Linked DNA regions of Homo sapiens: region 1 is linked to region 2. A link is an interaction called in ENCODE POLR2A ChIA-PET data of the cell type or tissue named here. Cell type or tissue: OCI-LY7. All regions are shown on one strand. Each heading gives the region's core, and the rest is flanking DNA. Links, peaks and the distances in the headings are about the cores only.

The links. ChIA-PET counts read pairs that join two places held together with the same protein. Peaks named below come from ENCODE experiments on the same cell type or tissue, not always from the same donor. Only the 100,000 strongest peaks of a DNase experiment are listed, where the experiment ranks them.
Region 1: POLR2A ChIA-PET joins it to region 2 with 10 read pairs; 6 of 35 experiments call an interaction of 5 or more read pairs at or near these places.

Annotation. Positions count from the first base shown.
Region 1 is chr14:77,465,287-77,474,299 of GRCh38, forward strand. AHSA1 (activator of HSP90 ATPase activity 1) reads left to right here. Exons shown (of 9, transcript NM_012111.3): 6 at 253-381; 7 at 2,797-2,898; 8 at 3,171-3,222; 9 at 3,791-4,186. The coding sequence ends at 3,963. Among named protein-coding and RNA genes, the nearest start is that of AHSA1, 12 kb to the left of the region's middle. In OCI-LY7, for the core only: no CTCF peak of the experiment used is centred there; no DNase peak of the experiment used is centred there.
Region 2 is chr14:77,590,122-77,599,134 of GRCh38, forward strand. It overlaps SPTLC2 (serine palmitoyltransferase long chain base subunit 2), which reads right to left. Exons shown (of 12, transcript NM_004863.4): 2 at 7,065-7,259. Among named protein-coding and RNA genes, the nearest start is that of SPTLC2, 22 kb to the right of the region's middle. In OCI-LY7, for the core only: no CTCF peak of the experiment used is centred there; DNase peaks (open chromatin) are centred at 1,173 and 3,610; H3K4me3 peaks cover 2,396 bases; H3K27ac peaks cover 6,230 bases.

The DNA.
Region 1 (9,013 bases), core at 354-8,353, 120 kb before region 2:
TGATTTGTTATTTGACTATCAGGGTCTTCCTTGTAGAGTGGTTATTTTTACTGGGAATTGAGGAGGTTTCCAGAATCATTACCCTCATGACTGAAACACCTACACACTCAAATTCCCTTCAAACCCCTTGGAATAATTACCCTTGGAGGTGAACATTTTTATGAGAATGAATGGTACAACTGTCTCTGAAGCCACGTTGATTGAGGTTGTATCATTACTCTGTATTGATCATTTTCACTGCCACCTTCACAGGCTAAGCCTGCTCCTTCAAAAACCCAGGCCAGACCTGTTGGAGTCAAAATCCCCACTTGTAAGATCACTCTTAAGGAAACCTTCCTGACGTCACCAGAGGAGCTCTATAGAGTGTTTACCACCCAAGAGGTAAGTAAGTCTTGTCCTTCAGGCCTCATGCCATCTGCCCTTCTAGGTGACTTGAGTTGGGGGCATATCCCTTCAGCAGTGTACAGAAGAGGTACTCACAAACTCACAACTGGAGCCATGAGGCCTTCATCAAAGTGAATTTTTCCCTCCCTCTATTCTCTTTTTTTTTTTTTGAGACGGAGTCTCGCTCTGTCACCTGCCCAGGCTGGAGTGCAGTGGCACAATCTCAGCTCACTGCAACCTCTGCCTCCCAGGTTCCAGCAATTCTCCTGCCTCAGCGTCCTGAACAGCTGGTACTATAGGCACACGCCATCACGCCTAGCTAATTTTTATGTTTTTTAGTAGAGATGGGGTTTCACCATATTTTTTAGTAGAGATGGGCTGGTCTGAAACTCCTGACCTCAAGTGATCTGCCTGCCTCAGCCTCCCAAAGTGCTGGGATTACAGGTGCAAACCACTGTGCTCGGCCATATTTATTTATTTTAAAAACAAAAGACCTGGTCTTGCTATGTTGCCCAGACTAACGTTGAACTTCTGGGCTCAAGCGATCCTCCTTCCTCAGCCTCCTGAGTAGCTGGGACTACAGGTGCACACTACCGTGCCTGTTCCAGTTTTGGGTCATATAAGTAGAAACCACTGAGTGAATCTTACTAGAAAAGTGAATGGCCATTCTTGGTTACTCTGTAGCACAGAAGAATTCCTGGCTTCTTTGTGTTGCACAGCTGACTTGTGCCATTCTGCTGCTATAGTGTGGAGTTGAGAAACATGACCGTATTCAGCTTTATTATCTGATAGTAAAGGTGGTTAGGATATGTGGAAGTTCCCATATACTCTGGGACAAAATTTCAAGATCTTATTTTTTAAACAAAAATGTAAATACAGCCATAAATTAAGAGGTACCATGTAGTATATGGGTGTTAGTATGTCTGTGCGCCTGCACCCAAAATACTCTCGTGATAAGTTCTCTCCCCCTTAGAAAACCAAGAACTGGAGAAGCAATTAAATGGACTGGGTTTTCTAGAAATTTAAAAAGATGTGTATAAACAAAATTGTACTGTACTTCAGAAAGTTATCTTAGTTGACTCCAGAGATGTGTTATGACCTGGCTATGCCAAAGACTGCATTCGATGGCTAACTTGGTTCTACTTGGTGCCTGCTGCCTTGAAGGACTTAGCAGCATAGCTGTGGTCTTCATGTGAATTGAATTTAGCACTTCAACACAGACTTCAGTTGAATCTCTGCTTCCAAACTAGCTAAAGTTTTCAGAGTTTTAAAATACTTTTGTATGGGAGGATTCCTAACATTTTTAACCTTCTGTTTATTTTTAATTTTGTACCATGTATTCGTATTACCTACTTTAAAAAATAGTAAAGTCTTATTAAAAGTAAAAGCGGCACCGTTGGGTAATCGAACACAGCAAAATGATACTGATTTCATATATATGGAGTAGGCCAGGCACAGTGGCTTACATCTCTAATCCCAGCACTTTGAGGGGCTGAGGCGGGTGAATTACTTGAGCCCAGGAGTTTGAGACCAGCCTGGCCAACATGGTGAAGCCCTGTCTCTACAAAAAATACAAAAATTAGCCAGGTATGGTGGTATGCGCCTGTAGTCCCAGCTCCTCAGGAGGCTGAGGTGGGAGGATCACCTAAGCTTAGGAGGTCGGGGCTGCAGTGAGCCATGATCATGCCACTGCACTTCGGCCTGGGCAACAGAGCGAGACCTATCTCAAAAAAAATAAAAGGGCTGGGCGCGGTGGCTCACGCCTGTAATCCCAGCACTTTGGGAGGCCAAGGTGGGTGGATCACGAGGTCAGGAGTTCAAGACCAGCCTGGCCAAGATGGTGAAACCCCATCTCTACTAAAAAATACAAAAAGTTAGCCAGGCATGGTGGCATGCGCCTGTAATCCCAGCTACTACAGAGGCTGAAGCAGAGAATTGCTTAAAACCTGGACGGGCGGAGGTTGCGTGAGCCGAGATCGCGCCACTGCACTCCAGCCTGGGCAACAAAGTGAGACTCCGTCTCAATAAATAAAAAAATAAAATAAAATAAAAGATGGAATAGATCTATTTTGGGACATGTTCTCAGAAATGATAATAGAAGTCTCAAACATTTACTTGAGAATTTTCTTTCATAAGCTCATTCTTATATCTTTCTGAACCATATACAATTTCAAATAAATAAAAGTAAACGGGTCCAAAGTAATGGCATCATCAGATCAGAAAGAATTCCCGAAGTCAAGTCCTGGCTGGTATTAAAACAGAATAGAGGGACACCCTGGACCCGCCTGTGGGGCAGACTGGTGGAAATGAGAGTTGAGGCATGCAGCCTTCAGCTGGCATTTGTCCTTGGGTCCCACTGAAAGCCATGTATCTTCTGCCTCTTTTTTTTTTTTTTTTTTTTTTTCCCTGCAGCTGGTGCAGGCCTTTACCCATGCTCCTGCAACATTAGAAGCAGACAGAGGTGGAAAGTTCCACATGGTAGATGGCAACGTCTCTGGGGAATTTACTGATCTGGTGAGTACCTGCCGGCCCTAGACTCAGGTTATTGCCTCTGGTCAGATGAGTGACATTTCTCTTTTTCTGAACTCTATAGGTAAAATGTAAGGCTTTAATCTCTTTGTTAATAAAACATTTTGTTTTTCAAAAAAAGGCTGTGATTTGAACTGTCTTGCAAGTAATATAATTGCACAGATGGTAGACTCCGTATGAAGGGCAGATGACTGATCCTAGCTAGGATTGGGTACATTGTAGTATATAATATAGACTGAGCTGTTTGATTATTTTAGGTCCCTGAGAAACATATTGTGATGAAGTGGAGGTTTAAATCTTGGCCAGAGGGTAAGTAAACATATTTATTGCCATTACCCCCAGAACTTTTTCTCTTTGCTGTAATTTTTTTTTTTTTTTTTTTGGAAACAGGGTCTCACTGTCACTCAGGCTAGAGTGCAGTGGCATAATCACAGCAAACTGCAGCCTTAACCTCCCAGACCCAAACGATCCTCCTGCTTCAGCTTCCCAAGTAGCTGAGACTACGTGTGCCACCATGCCAGCTTTTTTTTTTTTTTTTTTTTTTTTACTTTTTTACTTTTTTTGTAGAGATGGGGTCCTACTACATTGTCCAGGCTAGTCTCGAACTCCTGGGCTCAAGTGATCCTCCTGCCTCAGCCTCCCAAAGTGCTGGGATTACAGGTGCATGCCACCACGCCCACGTAATTTTAGTAGAGATGGAGTTTCACCATGTTAGCCAGGCTGGTCTGGAACTCCTGACCTCTGGTGATCCGCCCACCTCAGCCTGCCAAAGTGCTGGGATTACAGGTGTGAGCCACCACGCCCAGCCAGGTTGCCCCAGTCTTAAACTCAGATGGAAACCTAGATATGAAACCTCCGTCCCCTCTGCCTTTCCCAGGACACTTTGCCACCATCACCTTGACCTTCATCGACAAGAACGGAGAGACTGAGCTGTGCATGGAAGGTCGAGGCATCCCTGCTCCTGAGGAAGAGCGGACGCGACAGGGCTGGCAGCGGTACTACTTTGAGGGCATTAAACAGACCTTTGGCTATGGCGCACGCTTATTTTAGGGCCAGCGGCAGGGGACTCCAGCCTGCTGGACACTTCAGTCCAGCTCTCTCCTGACTGGGGCTTGCGACTCACAGGATTGCATCGTCCCAGCTGCTAACTTGGGGCCGGGGCCCCTCCCTTCCACATATACCTTGGGTTTGTGCATGTTTTCTGCTGGGTGGGTTCAGAGGGCAATTTCTCTTTTATGTGTACATATGCTAAATAAACATAATTTAAAAAACATGCGTGTCTGGAACCTATGTTGATTGAGTGGCTGGTATTGAGAGCTCCCTTGAAGGTTTTGAATTCAAAAAAGAAGGACAGGGTGGACAGCCTTGTCTCTATTCTGGGTAAGTGTAGGTAATTAAGAGGCACAGAGCCTGCTTCTCACTACCAGGCATTCCTGAGCTAGTCTTTCTTACTAGTAAATAGTTTCTGCCTTTTTACCCATAACAGTAGGGGAGGGTTGGTACTTGGGTAGGGAGTGCTAACACTATGCCTCTACTGCCAGTGCAGTTGACTTCTCACTTTGCACTGCCCATGGCCTCTTACCCTCTTGCAAAGATAAGTGATCACCAGATGCTGGTTTGGGATATGGGAAGGTGGGAGATTCCTAACTTGTGGCAGCTTCTGTTACATTGCAGTTACTGAGTACTAGACACTACACTGTTTACTTGCATTAACTCATTTGATCTCTATAATACGCAGTAGGTACTGTTGTCATTTGTTTTACAAGAACTTAATTAAGCCTTGGCTTTTAAATACATGTATTTTACATATAGCCAGGCGCAGTGGCTCAGGTCTATAATCCCAGCACTTTGGGAGGCTGAGGCAGGTAGATCACTTGAGGCCAGGAGTTCAAGACCAGCCTGGCCAACATGGCGAAACCCCATCTCTACTAAAAATACAAAAATTAACTGATGAGGTGGCACACGCCTGTAATCCCAGCCACTCAGGAGGCTGAGGCACGAGAATTGCTTGAGCCCAGAAGGTGTGAGCCAAGATTGCACCACTGTACTCAAGCCTGGGTGACAGAATAAGACTGTCTTGAAAAACAAGTATTTTACATAACATATTTGCTACAGGTGAGCCTTGGATTTCTTAACACCCAGATCCAACAAGCAGAGTTGAGATTTGCAACAAGGACTGTAACTGCAGAGCCCATACTCAGCAAATTGTTGTCTTTATTTAACAATATGTGGTACCATTAAGTTTGCTGGGCACTGACCATGAGCCAAGTGTTGGGGATATAGTGGGTTCAGACTGCCACATTGCAGGAAGAGGTAACAGTACCTGAACAGGGAGAGTCACTCCTGGACAAGCCTCGCCCTGACTTCCTGCACCCCAGCGGGAGTCAGTGCTCTCTAAGCCAGACGCTACCTCCTGCAGCTACAGCTATTTCCTTCGTCTGTTTATTGCCTGTTTTATTGGGTGGCAGCAAGACTTTGCAGGCTAAAACTGGTTAAAGCAGAGTTCAAGATCTGGTTCATTTACACTTCCCAAAGCCATCTTTGGCTTGAATTACAAGAGTGCTGGGCTGAACTAATCCACATCTAGTTTGACATTACATCTGCCTCCTAGGGGTGCAAAATGACGCCTTTTGATGAAGAACCTGGAGTCTAGCTTGAATCAAATCAACAGGCCCTTCCTAACAGACTCCTAACAGAGACGATTAAAAATGAGACTTTGGGCCGGGCGCGGTGGCTCACGCCTGTAATCCCAGCACTTTGGGAGGCCGAGGTGGGCGGATCACGAGGGCAGGAGATCGAGACCATCCTGGCTAACACGGTGAAACCCCGTCTCTACTAAAAATACAAAAAATCAGCTGGGCGTGGTAGTGGGCACCTGTAGTCCCAGCTACTCGGGAGGCTGAGGCAGGAGAATGGCGTGAACCTGGGAGGCGGAGCTTGCAGTGAGCCGAGATCATGCCACTGCACTCCAGCCTGGACGACAGAGCGAGACTCCGGCTCAAAAACAATTTAAAAAAAAATTAATTAAAAAAAAATGAGACTTTGGCTGGGAGCGGTGGCTCACGCTTGTAATCCCAGCACTTTGGGAGGCCGAGGCAGGCGGATCACAAGGTCAGGAGTTCGAGACCAGCCTGGCCAACATCGCAAAACCCTGTCTCTACTAAAAATACAAAAATTAGCCGGGTGTAGTGGCGGGCACTTGTAATCCTAGCTACTAGGGAGGCTGAGGCAGGAGAATCGCTTGAACCTGGGAGGCAGAGGTTGCAATGAACCGAGACCAAGCCACTGCACTCCAGCCTGGGCGACGGAGACTCTGTCTCAAAACAAACAAACAAACAAACAAACAAATGAGCCCTTTCGGCCAGGCGCAGTGGCTCACGCCTGTAATCCCAGCATTTTGGGAGGCCAAGGCGGGCAGATACCTGAGGTCAGGGATTCGAGACCAGCCTGGCCAACACGGTGAAACCCCATCTCTACTAAAAATACAAAAATTAGCTGGGCATAATGGCAGGTGCCTGTAATCCCAGCTACTCAGGAGACTGAGTGGGAGAATTGCTTGAACCTGGGACACAGAGGTTACAGTGAGCCAAGATCACGCCATTGATTGCATTCCAGCCTGGGTGACTGAGCAAGTCTCAAAAAACAAAAAAAAAGAAAAGAAAAAGAAAAAGAAAAAGAAAAAATGAGCCTTTTCACACACACCTGGCTGGAAAGTTACCAGTTCCAGAATACTTAGAATCAATCAAGTAGAGATGACCAATATGTTCATTAAACCCAAGGCACCAGGCTAAGTGCCTGCCATGTGACATGTGCAGTTGCCATTACGTGCCAGTATTGATGGCTATTCAATTCTTACCATTGCCATTTTACTGATAACATTTTGGTAAGCCATCTGGACCTAAAAAGCAAATGGCATAGCTAGAAATAAAACTGTGGACTTCGACTTTGTGTTTGAATAGTAAAAGTTCCACTTCCTAACAAATTGGGTGAATATCCTTATCTGTAGAATGTGCATAATAGGTGTCTTGTGAGAGCGTTCGAGATGATACATGTAGAAACGCTGGCACCTGGTGTCATTTAGCAAATAGTCGCTGCTGAATCCATTCAAAAGCCCAAGTGTTTGCCCTTAAGCCAGAATGCTATTTTGAAAAGCTGGCTAATTTTAATCCAAATTGCGTATCTTGGGCTAAGAGCTCTCCATGCCTGAGAGGAAGAACAATGCACAAAAGTGGACTCCACTCCTAAAGATTCTTACTCAGTGGGTGTGGGGTGTGGCCCATAAACAGAGTTTAATAAATACCCCAGGTGATTCTAATATCAGGGATGCACTTTGAGAAGCATCTCAACATATTAACAAAACAAAACCTCATTGTAAAGGAGCCACAGCAGCACATTTGGGTCCCTTTTGTGACTAATGGGGCAAAGGATCTAATCATTCTTTCTCTTTAAAGACCTCTTGACAGAGGTCAGCAGACTCTATACTGCTGGTTACCTAAAACTCTAGGAAGCATTCAATCTGACCAGTCTTGCCTAGCCTAGGGCCATTTGTGAGGCTAACCAGAGGGGGTAAAATTGGGCAAAACCATCTTGGTTGCTGGGGTAGCTGTTAAGGTAGAAACAGTCAGTGGTGTTCATGCTGGATTCATGGCCATGGATGAACTCCTGGTGTTGGGGACAGGAAGAACAGCTAGTCAAGCCAGTGATGTGACTGACACTGGAACAGAAAGGAGTGGAGGGACCCTCTGGTTTCATGGGCTTCCTCTGGGCTCTGATACCAGCTGCTCTGGAAACCCTCCCTTCATCAGGCTCACTGCTCCCGCCGTTGGCGCTGCTCCTCACACACAGGTGCTCCTAAAGCCTGCAGCCACCTGCGCAGTGTCTTTCTCCTTTGCATTGCTCGAATAAATGTAATTTCATAGCCGACCCACTCCCCAGCCCCTTTTGTTTAGTTTCTCTCATCTGTGGCCTGACACGGTAGCAATTTAGCATGCCACTTTAAATGTACAGATTTAAAATGGGGTTGGCTAAATTCAGTATGGGTAATAGAAAACCATTAAATATAGATTAAGACAGTACGTTTAAGTGCCAAAGTGAGTTATATTAGAAAGGAGGGGAATTAGCAGTTTCCTTAGAAAGCAGACTCTGGGATTACTCTGTCTTGTTACTTTTAAAAGTTTCTGCTGAAAAATAATTAGCCTCGAACTGGGCGCAGTGGCTCATGCCTGTAATCCCAGCACTTTAGGAGGCCAAGGTGGGTGGGCTGCTTGAGCTCAGGTGTTTGAGACCAGCCTGGGCAACAGGGCGAAACCCCACCTCCACCAAAAATACAAAAAAAATTAGCGGGGGTGTGGTGGCGTGGGCCTGTGGTCCCAGCTACTTGGGAGGCTGAGGTGGGAGGATCACTTGAGACCGGGAGGCAGAGATTACAGTGAGCCGATATCGCGCCACTGCACTCCAGCCTGGGTGACAGAGGGAGACCCTGTCTCAAAAAAAATAATAATTAGCCTGTGCTAATCTTACTGAATTCCTCAGACAAGAGAAAGGGAGTGAGCATGGCTCCTGTCTGGCGGCCTGAGACACTGCCCTCTCTAACCCTCTCATATTTCTAGTTGCAGGTAGAGTATTTTTAGACTATGGTTCAGGACAGACTAATAAACTTACCTCCGGCAGTGATGGTCATTGGAAATGTCTGACTCTCCGAGTGTCTCCAGTGGTGGCTCTGGACACACCTTCCTTTACTGCGCTTCCTGATATATCCCTGTCCTTCCCCACGTCAGGAGTGACAGTGGAGTGTCTAGTTGGGGTGCCCACTGAGGCAGAGCACGGATCCACCTCTCATCTTAGAGCTGTAGTTCTTTGGGCAACTCTTTGTTGGATCCCCTGACAGCAAATTACTTCCTGGTGGAGTAAAAGTGATTTACCTCTCTGACAAAGCTCAGAGTGAATGTGCCCCTGAGGTCCAGCCAGCTCCTCGTCCATCTCCTAGGCAGTGTGAATAAGGATAACTGATATTTAGAGTCTAACTCCTGCATGCCACAAGCTCTGCCTGCCCGGCTGGTCCAGGAAATGAAAAGGAGCCTGCTGTGGGTTAAGTAAGTTA
Region 2 (9,013 bases), core at 452-8,451:
TAGGCCACCACACCCAGCTAATTTTTTAATTTTCTTGTTGAGACAGGGTCTTGTTACATTGCTCAGGTTGGTCTCAAACTCCTGCGCTCAAGCTATCTTCCCACCTCAGCCTCCCAAAGTGCTTGAAATTACAGGTGTGAGCTAACACGCCTGGCCTCTGGCCTTGTATCTTAAACATTTACCGAGCGTCTAATATGTGCCAAGCACTCTATAGTACAGAGTAGTAAACAAAAAGGTAATAATCCTTGCCCTCTTGGAATTTGTATTCTGGTGGAAGAGATAAACATATAAAATACAAAGTTTGCTAGTCCAGGCTCAGTGGCTCACGCCTGTAATCCCAGCACTTTGGGAGGCCGAGGTGGGCAGATAGATAAACATGAGCCCAGGAGTTCAAGACCAGCCTGGCCAACATGGCAAAGCCCTGTCTCTACTAAAAACACAAAAATTAGGTGTGGTTGCACATGCCTGTAGTCCCAGCCACTCTGGAGGCTGAGGCAGGAGAATTGCTTGAACCTGGGAGACAGAAGTTGCAGTAAGCCGAGATCGCGCCATTGCACTCCAGCCTGGGCAACAGAGCAAGACACTGTCTCAAGAAAATAAAAATAAATAAAAATAAAAATAAATAAAGTATGTTAGACAGTGACAAATACCAACAGAAACAAAAGCAAAAAGGAAAGGGGGAGACATGCTGCAAATTAGCTGGGGTGCCCTGGGTAGAACAGAGGATAAAATGGAAGTGAGGGAACTAGCCATGGGACTATTTGAAGGAAAAGCTTTCCTGGCATGAAAAACAGGGAAAACAGGTAACAGGGAAACTCTTGCAAACCTAACACTGGCACTAGTCCAAACGGATACAGAGGTAAACCTACTGCCACTAGTCCAAACAGATACAGTGGTAAACCTACTACACAAAGCTTCTTTGAAAGGTTTATTTTGAGTATAGTTTTTTACCAGTGAGAAATCCCTATAGTAAGTAGAGATGACTGCTCCATATGATGAAATATTATTCAGCAATAGGAAGCAATGAAGTACCGATACATGCTACAACATGAACTTCAAATACATTACGCCAAGTGAAAGGAGCCAGACACAGAAGAACATACACTGTATGATCCCATTTACATGAAACATCCATTTATATGAAAAGTCCCGAATAGTAAATCTACAGAGACAGAAAGTAGATTAGTGGCTGCCGAGGGTGGGGAGGGTGGATGAGGAAGGAGTGACTGCTAATGGTTCATGGTTTCTTTTTCAGAAGAGAAAAACATTACAAAATTAAATTGTGGTGCTGGCTGCACAACTCTGTAGATATACTAAAAACCATTGTATCGTACACTTTAAATAGGTAACCTTTATGATATGTCAATTATTTAAAAAGACTACTGCTGTCCTGTGCCCAGCAACTAACACAAAACAATGAAATACAGTGCTCTTTATTTTTTATTCTTCTTATTTTTTTTAGACAATCTCGCTCCATTGTCCAGGGTGGAGTGCAGTGGTGCAATCTTAGCTCACTGCAACTTCCACCTCCCAGGTTCAGATGATTCTGGGGGAGCTAAGTAGTGCTCTTCTGTATGTATGTATGTATGTATGTATGTATGTATGTATGTATTTATTTTTAGACGGAGTTTCTCTCTTGTTGCCCAGGCTGGAGTGCAATGGTGTGATCTTGGCTCACTGCAACCTCCACCTCTCTGGTTCAAGTGATTCTCGTGCCTCAGCCTCCCAAGTAGCAGGGATTACAGGCATGTGCCACCACGCCCCAGATAATTCTTGTATTTTTAGTAGAGACCGGGTTTCACCATGTTGGTCAGGCTGGTCTCAACTCCTGACTTCAGGTGATCCGCCCGCCTTGGCCTCCCAAAGTGCTAGGATTATAGACGTGAGCCGCCGTGCCCAGCCAGTTGTGTTCTTTTTAAATGTAGAATCATACACAGAATTAAAGAAGACAAACCAAACAATCAATCCCCTAGCTTAATGCACCAAAATGACAGGTACCAGAATATTCTTAGTACGCTACTTTTTTTTTTTTATTTTGAGACAGTCTCTATTGCCCAGGCTGGAGTGCTGTGACAAGATCTCAGCTTACTGCAACTTCCGCCTCCCAGGTTCAAGCCATTCTCCTGCCTCAGCCTCCCAAGTAGCTGGGATTACAGGTGCCCACCACCACGCCTGGCTAATTTTTGTATTTTTAGTAGAGATGGGGTTTCATCACGTTGGCCAGGCTGGTCTTGAACTCCTGACCTCAGGTGATCCACCCACCTCGGCCTCCCAAAGTGCTGGGATTATAGGTGTGAGCCATCGCACCCGGCTGTACGCTACTTTTTGAAGGAGGCCAAGAATAAAATCCCTCTGGGAATTCCTAGTAATGTATTTGAATTTCTTTCTTTCTTTTGTATCTTGAAAATAAGCCTATTGGGATATAAACATATAATGTCCCTTCGCCGTATCCTATCCCTCCCATTTTTAATCTACTTATTTTTTGTAACTTTTATTTTAGGTTCAGGGGTACGTGTGCAGGTTGTGCAGGTAAACTCGCATCACAATGGCTTGTTGTACAGATTATTTTGTCACCCAGGTACTAAGCCTAGCACCCAATGGGTTATTTTTTCTAATCCTCTCCCTCTTCCTACCCACCACAAGTGTCATTTTCCTCTTTGTATCCATATGTTCTCATCATTTAGCTCCCACTTATAAGTGAGAACAGGCTAGGCACGGTGGCTCACTCCTGTAATCCCAGCACTTTGGGAGGCCAAGGCAGGCTGAGGTCAGGAGTTTGAGACCAGGCTGGCCAACATGGTGAAACCTTGTATCTACTAAAAATACAAAAAATTAGCTGGGCGTGGTGGTGCATGACTGTAATTCCAGCTACTTGGGAGGCTGAGGCAAGAGAATCACTTGAACCGTGGAGGCGGAGATTGCAGTGAGCCGAGATCACGCCACTGTACTCCAGCCTGGGCGACAGAGTGAGACTCCATCTCAAAAAAAAAAAAAATTAAAAAAATTAAAAAATAAGTGAGAATGTGGTATTTGGTCCTCCCGTTTTTAAATATCTGATCATGAACAAGCTGTGGAGGCAAAATGTTAGTTTAAAATTTTGTCAGTGTGTGGTAACTACCTACCATAATTTACTCCTTACGTTCCTAGCTATTTCCTATCTAAATATTAGAATATTTTTTTCTGAATTAAATTTTTTCATTTTGTAGAGATGAGGTTTCATTATGTTGTGTCAGCTGGTCTCAAACTCCTGGCCTTGAGTGATCCTCCTGCCTCAGCCTAGAACATCTTTATTAATTCAAGCTTTTGCTGTATCTGTCACGTACGTGTTTCTGAACTACTAGCTTCACCTCACATCACAAAGAAATAATCCATAGATTGAGAAAAACAACATTCTCATCCAAAACACCACGAATAACAGAGGATTAAGGGGTAAAGAATTCCAAGAATTTTATGCAATGTATATAAAATAGAACAAACTCATGGTAACTCATCTTTATTGGTATGATCATGTGATTTAGTTGTATTCAAAGCAACATACGGTATTTCCTTACATCAAAGAATTAACACAGTTAAACTGGGCTCTCTTTTATAATGAAATGAGGAAGAAAACCAGGATGTGGTTATGAATACCACTCTCTCAGTGAAATGAGGAAGTAGCAACATTATGTTTGCATTTTATGATCCCAAGCAACCACTTTCCCTCACCTCCTTCCAGTTTAACACTTAATTTGCCTCCCTCTTTCCCCATCTCTAATCCAACATTAGAAAACAAACATGATCTATCACAGGAAAGGAATGACTTTTCCTTTCCCTCTAAAAGCTGAATTTTTGTAAGAAAATGGCAGAAGTTGGCTGTTTTAAATGCTAATGTTATCTACTGGGAATATTCTATTGAAATGAATTTGAATAATTTAATAAAATCCTCTCCATAAACTGCAGAGGCAAATGCTCTCCTCAGCCTCCCATTTCCTTGTATTACTTCCTCCAAGAATTGTTTCCTGATTAACCCTATGCTACTCAGATACTTTTTTTGTTCTATATCTTCATATAATCTAAGTATTATTTACTTGTATAATGGTTTTGCAAAGGCCCATAACTTTCAAATGTTTGTTTCCTCAACAAAATTAGAAACTACTTAAGAATAAAATCTGTGTGTTCTAATTCTTTCACACAAAGGATACACAGGCAGCTCCCAACACTTAAACCACCAATTTACTTTCTGTAAACATGAAACAAGTTCCAAAGATAATGTACTCACAAAGTAATTCAGATACATCTTGTTGGTTTCATTCATTCATCACACTTTGAGCACCAGCTGCACAAGCTGTATGAAAAATCCCCTGATCAAAAACTGCCCTTGGGGTCATGGTGGCTCACTCCTATAATCCCAACACTTTGGGAGGCCAAGGCAGGAGGATCGCTTGAGCACAGGAGTTTGAGACCAGCCTGGGCAACATGGCGAGACGCTGTCTCTATTTAAAAACAAAAACAAAAACAATACTCCTCATTGCCTACCAAACTTCTTACTTTGATTTTCAAAACACAATTTCTCTTCTGTCTACATTCCAGATTCTCCCAAACATTCTTCATGCCTTTGCCTATACTATCCCCTCATCCAGGAATGTGCTGTCTGCACCACAATCAGCACTTCCCTCACCACCAGCAATACACGTCAATTATCAAGTTTCGACTATGCATCTACACTAGGAGAGGTCCCTGCAGATAAAGAGTTTTTAGTTTGAATATTTAAATAAAACTTCAGCTACCATCGGTCATAACTGCCATCAACTCAGTCTAGTAGGAGGATACAGGCCTGTGAACAAGTAACTACAATACTGTACAACCTAGGAAGGGTATGGTAAGCTGTCACTGAGGGCTATACAAAATCAACGTACTGTAGATGCACTCTGAGTGGACATGCTCAGGGGGAGAAGGGGGATCAAAACGTATTAAAAATGTGGGCCAGGCACAGTGGCTCGCATCTGTAATCCCAGCACTTTGGGAGGCCGAGGCAGGTGGATCGTTTGAGGTCAAGGAGTTTGAGAACAGCCTGGCCAACATGGTGAAACCTCGTTTCTACTAAAAATACAAAATTATCTCGGGAGTGGTAGCACATGCCTGTACTCCCTGCTACTTGGGAAGCTGAGGCATGAGAATTGCTTGGACCCGGGAGGCGGAGGTTGCAGTGAGCCGAGATCACACCACTGTACTCCAGCCTGGGTGACTGAGCGAGACTCTTGTCTAAAAAATAATGATAATAAAATAAAAAATGTTAAAAATGTGTTTGGGTTTTAAAAGATAAAAATTACTTAGGGTTACTGGACCAACTTCTGAATGCAGGGCTTTGCATTCAAAAAACTTATTTACCTTCTTTGTGAAATTAACTTGCAGGGCAATGAGTAGGATGGCCAACTTGTGCTGGGGCTCGGATGGAGTACAAGATGGTTGAGATGAGAGAGAAAGGATGCCTAATCTTGAGTTCTCCCAGGAGCCACTTTTGAATCCATGTATCTACTGACTGGTTTTGTCTTCCTAGTAACTGACAATGTTTTCGTGATATACTCTTCCCATTTGCACATGACCACTATCCATTACCTGAATAATTGTTTCTTCTACAATCAATGTTCACTGGCTCGTCTCAGCGTTGACTTTGCTCACCCCACACCTGCCTCTTTTCCTCGGACGCACAGGAACCACAAAAAAACTCTAATGTCTTAAGTCCTTCTCTAATCTGGTACATTTGCCTGGGCTAAAAGACAACCTTTTGCCATGTGGGACATGCCAAGAACACACAGGTTTGTTTTATTTTTAGTAAAATTAGGCATCTTTAACCCTCATTTTATTTATTTATGGAGACTAGGTAACACATATGTAATGTATACAACTCCAGAAGTGAGCTTCAAGTCAATAACAAGTAAAAAAAACAAAAAAACTGGCCAGGCACAGTGGTTCACACCTGTAATCCCAGCACTTTGGGAGGCCGAGGTGGGTGGATCACAAGGTCAGGAGATTGAGACCATCCTGGCTAACACAGTAAAACCCCGTCTCTACTAAAAACACAAAAAAAATTAGCCGGGCACGGTGGCAGGCACCTGTAGTCCCAGATACTGGGGAGGCTGAGGCCAGAGAATGGTGTGAACCCGGGAGGCGGAGCTTGCAGTGAGCCGAGACCGAGCCACTGCACTCCAGCCTGGGCGACAGAGCAAGACTTGTCTCAAAAAAAAAAAAAAAATTAGCCGGGCGTGGTGGCAGGTGCCTGTAGTCCCAGCTACTTGGGAGGCTGAGGCAGAAGAATGGTGTGAACCCAGGAGGCAGAGCTTGCAGTGAGCCGAGATCGCACCACTGCACTCCAGCCTGGGTTGACAAAGCGAGACTCTGTCTCAAAAAATAAACAAACAAACAAACAAACAAAAAACCCTTCAGAGGTACAAAGGAACATGCAGAGAAAAGTGAAGTGAATGAAGAAGCCCTCTTCCCCAGACAACCATGCTCATATGTTTGCCATTCCTAAAACAAGAGTGTTGTTTACCGTAAATAGAATCGGTTGGCCACATTCTGTATTACAGCTTGTTTGTCTGGGGAGAGGAGCTGATGTGTGAATCACCCAACTATGTATAATGTATCTATGAGAAAACACATTATTAATTCCAAAGAATACAACCTTTTCAGAAAATGGTAAACACAACCTGGGATTCAGCATGCTGGTATGAACAGAAAGAGCAAGGCTTTTTCACTTCACAGTCCTCTGTCCACACAGCAGCTCTGACACCTGGCATCTTGGGAAACGTTGTTTAACTTGTGACTTTTTGATTTCTAATCCATAAAACAGGGATAGTGCCGCCCACCTCCTTAGGTTCTTCTTGATTAAACCCATGATGAATGCTTTGATATCTTTAACCTTGTTATTTTTCAGCTTTCTTTGTAGAATGTTTTCATTTAACTGCATCTGGAATAGTTTAATTTTAATGTGTACCCAAATTTCTGAGAAAAAGCTTTTGTGCAAAAATACTAAGATTTCCATAAAAGGCTTCTATTTACAGAATCAAAAACTCTCTAACAGTTACCTTTTGTTCTTCTCTTTCTGTTGCATGGTGACACTTTTCAATTCTCCAATACCTCAAGAAATCTCGAAGATATCCAAAGAGGGTGAGTACGCCATACCCCACATACGTGAGCACAGCAACCAGCATTGGTGTTTCTTCAAAAGCTTCATTAAACGGTCTTTTATATAGTCCTCCATTTTGTGTAACATGATGGATCTAAAAGAGAGGTTAAAAATGTTTATTTCCATCATGGCAAGAAAAACATTCCTACCTAAAATCTAGGTCCTTAGAGATTTGCTGAATTATACCTTAAGAATTTTCTAAGTTCCGCCGGGCGCACTGGCTCACACCTGTAATCCCAGCACTTTGGGAGGCTGAGGCGGGCAGATCACTTGAGGTCAGGAGTTCAAGACCAGCCTGGTCAACATGGTGAAACCTGTCTCTACTAAAAATGCAAATATTAGCCAGGATTGGTGGTGCACACCTCTAATCCCAGCTACTTGGGAGGCTGAGGGAGGAGAGTTGCTTGAATCTGGGAAGTGGAGGCTGCAGTAAGCCAAGATCACGCCACTGCACTCCTGCCTGGGTGACAGAGCAAGACTCCGTGTCAAAAAAAAAAAGGAATTTTCTAAGTTCCAACCTCACTGGAAACAAGAAAAAAAAAAAAAAGAATTTTAGGCCAGGCACGGTGGCTCACGCCTATAATCCCAGCACTTTGGGAGGCCGAGGCGGACGAATCACCTGAGGTTGGGAGTTCAAGCCCAGCCTGATCACATGGAGAAAACCCATCTCTACTAAAAATACAAAACTAGGTGGGTGTGGTGGCGCATGCCTATAATCTCAGCTATTCAGGAGGCTGAGGCAGGAGAATTGCTTGAACCTTGGAGATGGAAGTTGTGGGGAGCCGAGATCAAGCCATTGCACTCCAGCCTGGGAAATAAGAGCGAAACCCCATCTCAAAAAAAAAAAAAAAAAGAATTTTGTAAGCAACAGTCAAATCTAACACTAAGAGATAAGCAGGGCTACTTGTTTTCAATAGAAATAACTTATAAATTATATGCCCTTCAGATGAACAGTAAAAGAAGGGGAGCAAGAAGGACTGCATAAGAACACCACCTAACACTGATTTTTATCATTATTTGATTTTCTTAAATAGATTCTAAAATGCTAGCATAATTTCTTTTGTTCTAATAAAAAAAGCAAAAAATATAAATCAACAAAGAGAAAGCCTGTCCCAAAAAAGTACTATATTGGCCTACAGATGAAGAGATCAAAAGTTCAAAAGTAAATTCAGCTTTATTAGAATGTAAAATATTTGTAAATGTTTTACTACCACACATTCTTAAAGCCACCCAGCCATAGTATTCCAAATAATTATCAGCAGTAGGCCCCTGCAGAAACACGTAGTTCAAATTAACCTTTGTTGGTAGTGATAACACAAGTAAATCATGCAAAAAACTAAGATGTTTATATAAGTGTGGTCCAGGCTGGGTGCAGTGGCGCATGCCTGTAATCCTAGCACTTTGGGAGGCCAAGGTGGGCAGATAACTTGAGCCCAGGAGTTTGAGACCAGCCTGGGCACATGGCAAAATCTTGCCTCTACAAAAACAAAAAACAAAAACACTAGCTGGACATGGTGGCACATGCCTGTAGTCCCAGGTCCTCAGGAGATAGGTGGGAGGATCACCTGAGCCCAGAAGGTCGAGATGGCAGTGAGCCATGATCATGCCACTTCCCTACAGCCTAGGTGATACAGAAAAAAAAAAAAAAAGTGTGGCCCAGCATTATATAAAAGTAAAAAGAAAGTGAAACCCAAAACAAGGGGAAAAATTGTTAGTAACTGACATGAATTTTTCTGTCCCCCTTCATCTTAAGTATTCATTCCCAAACATCGTAAGATTATCCCTTGTTTTAACCTTTGGGATACTTGGATTTTAATACACAAAAACCAAGCTACTTTACTTTTGATC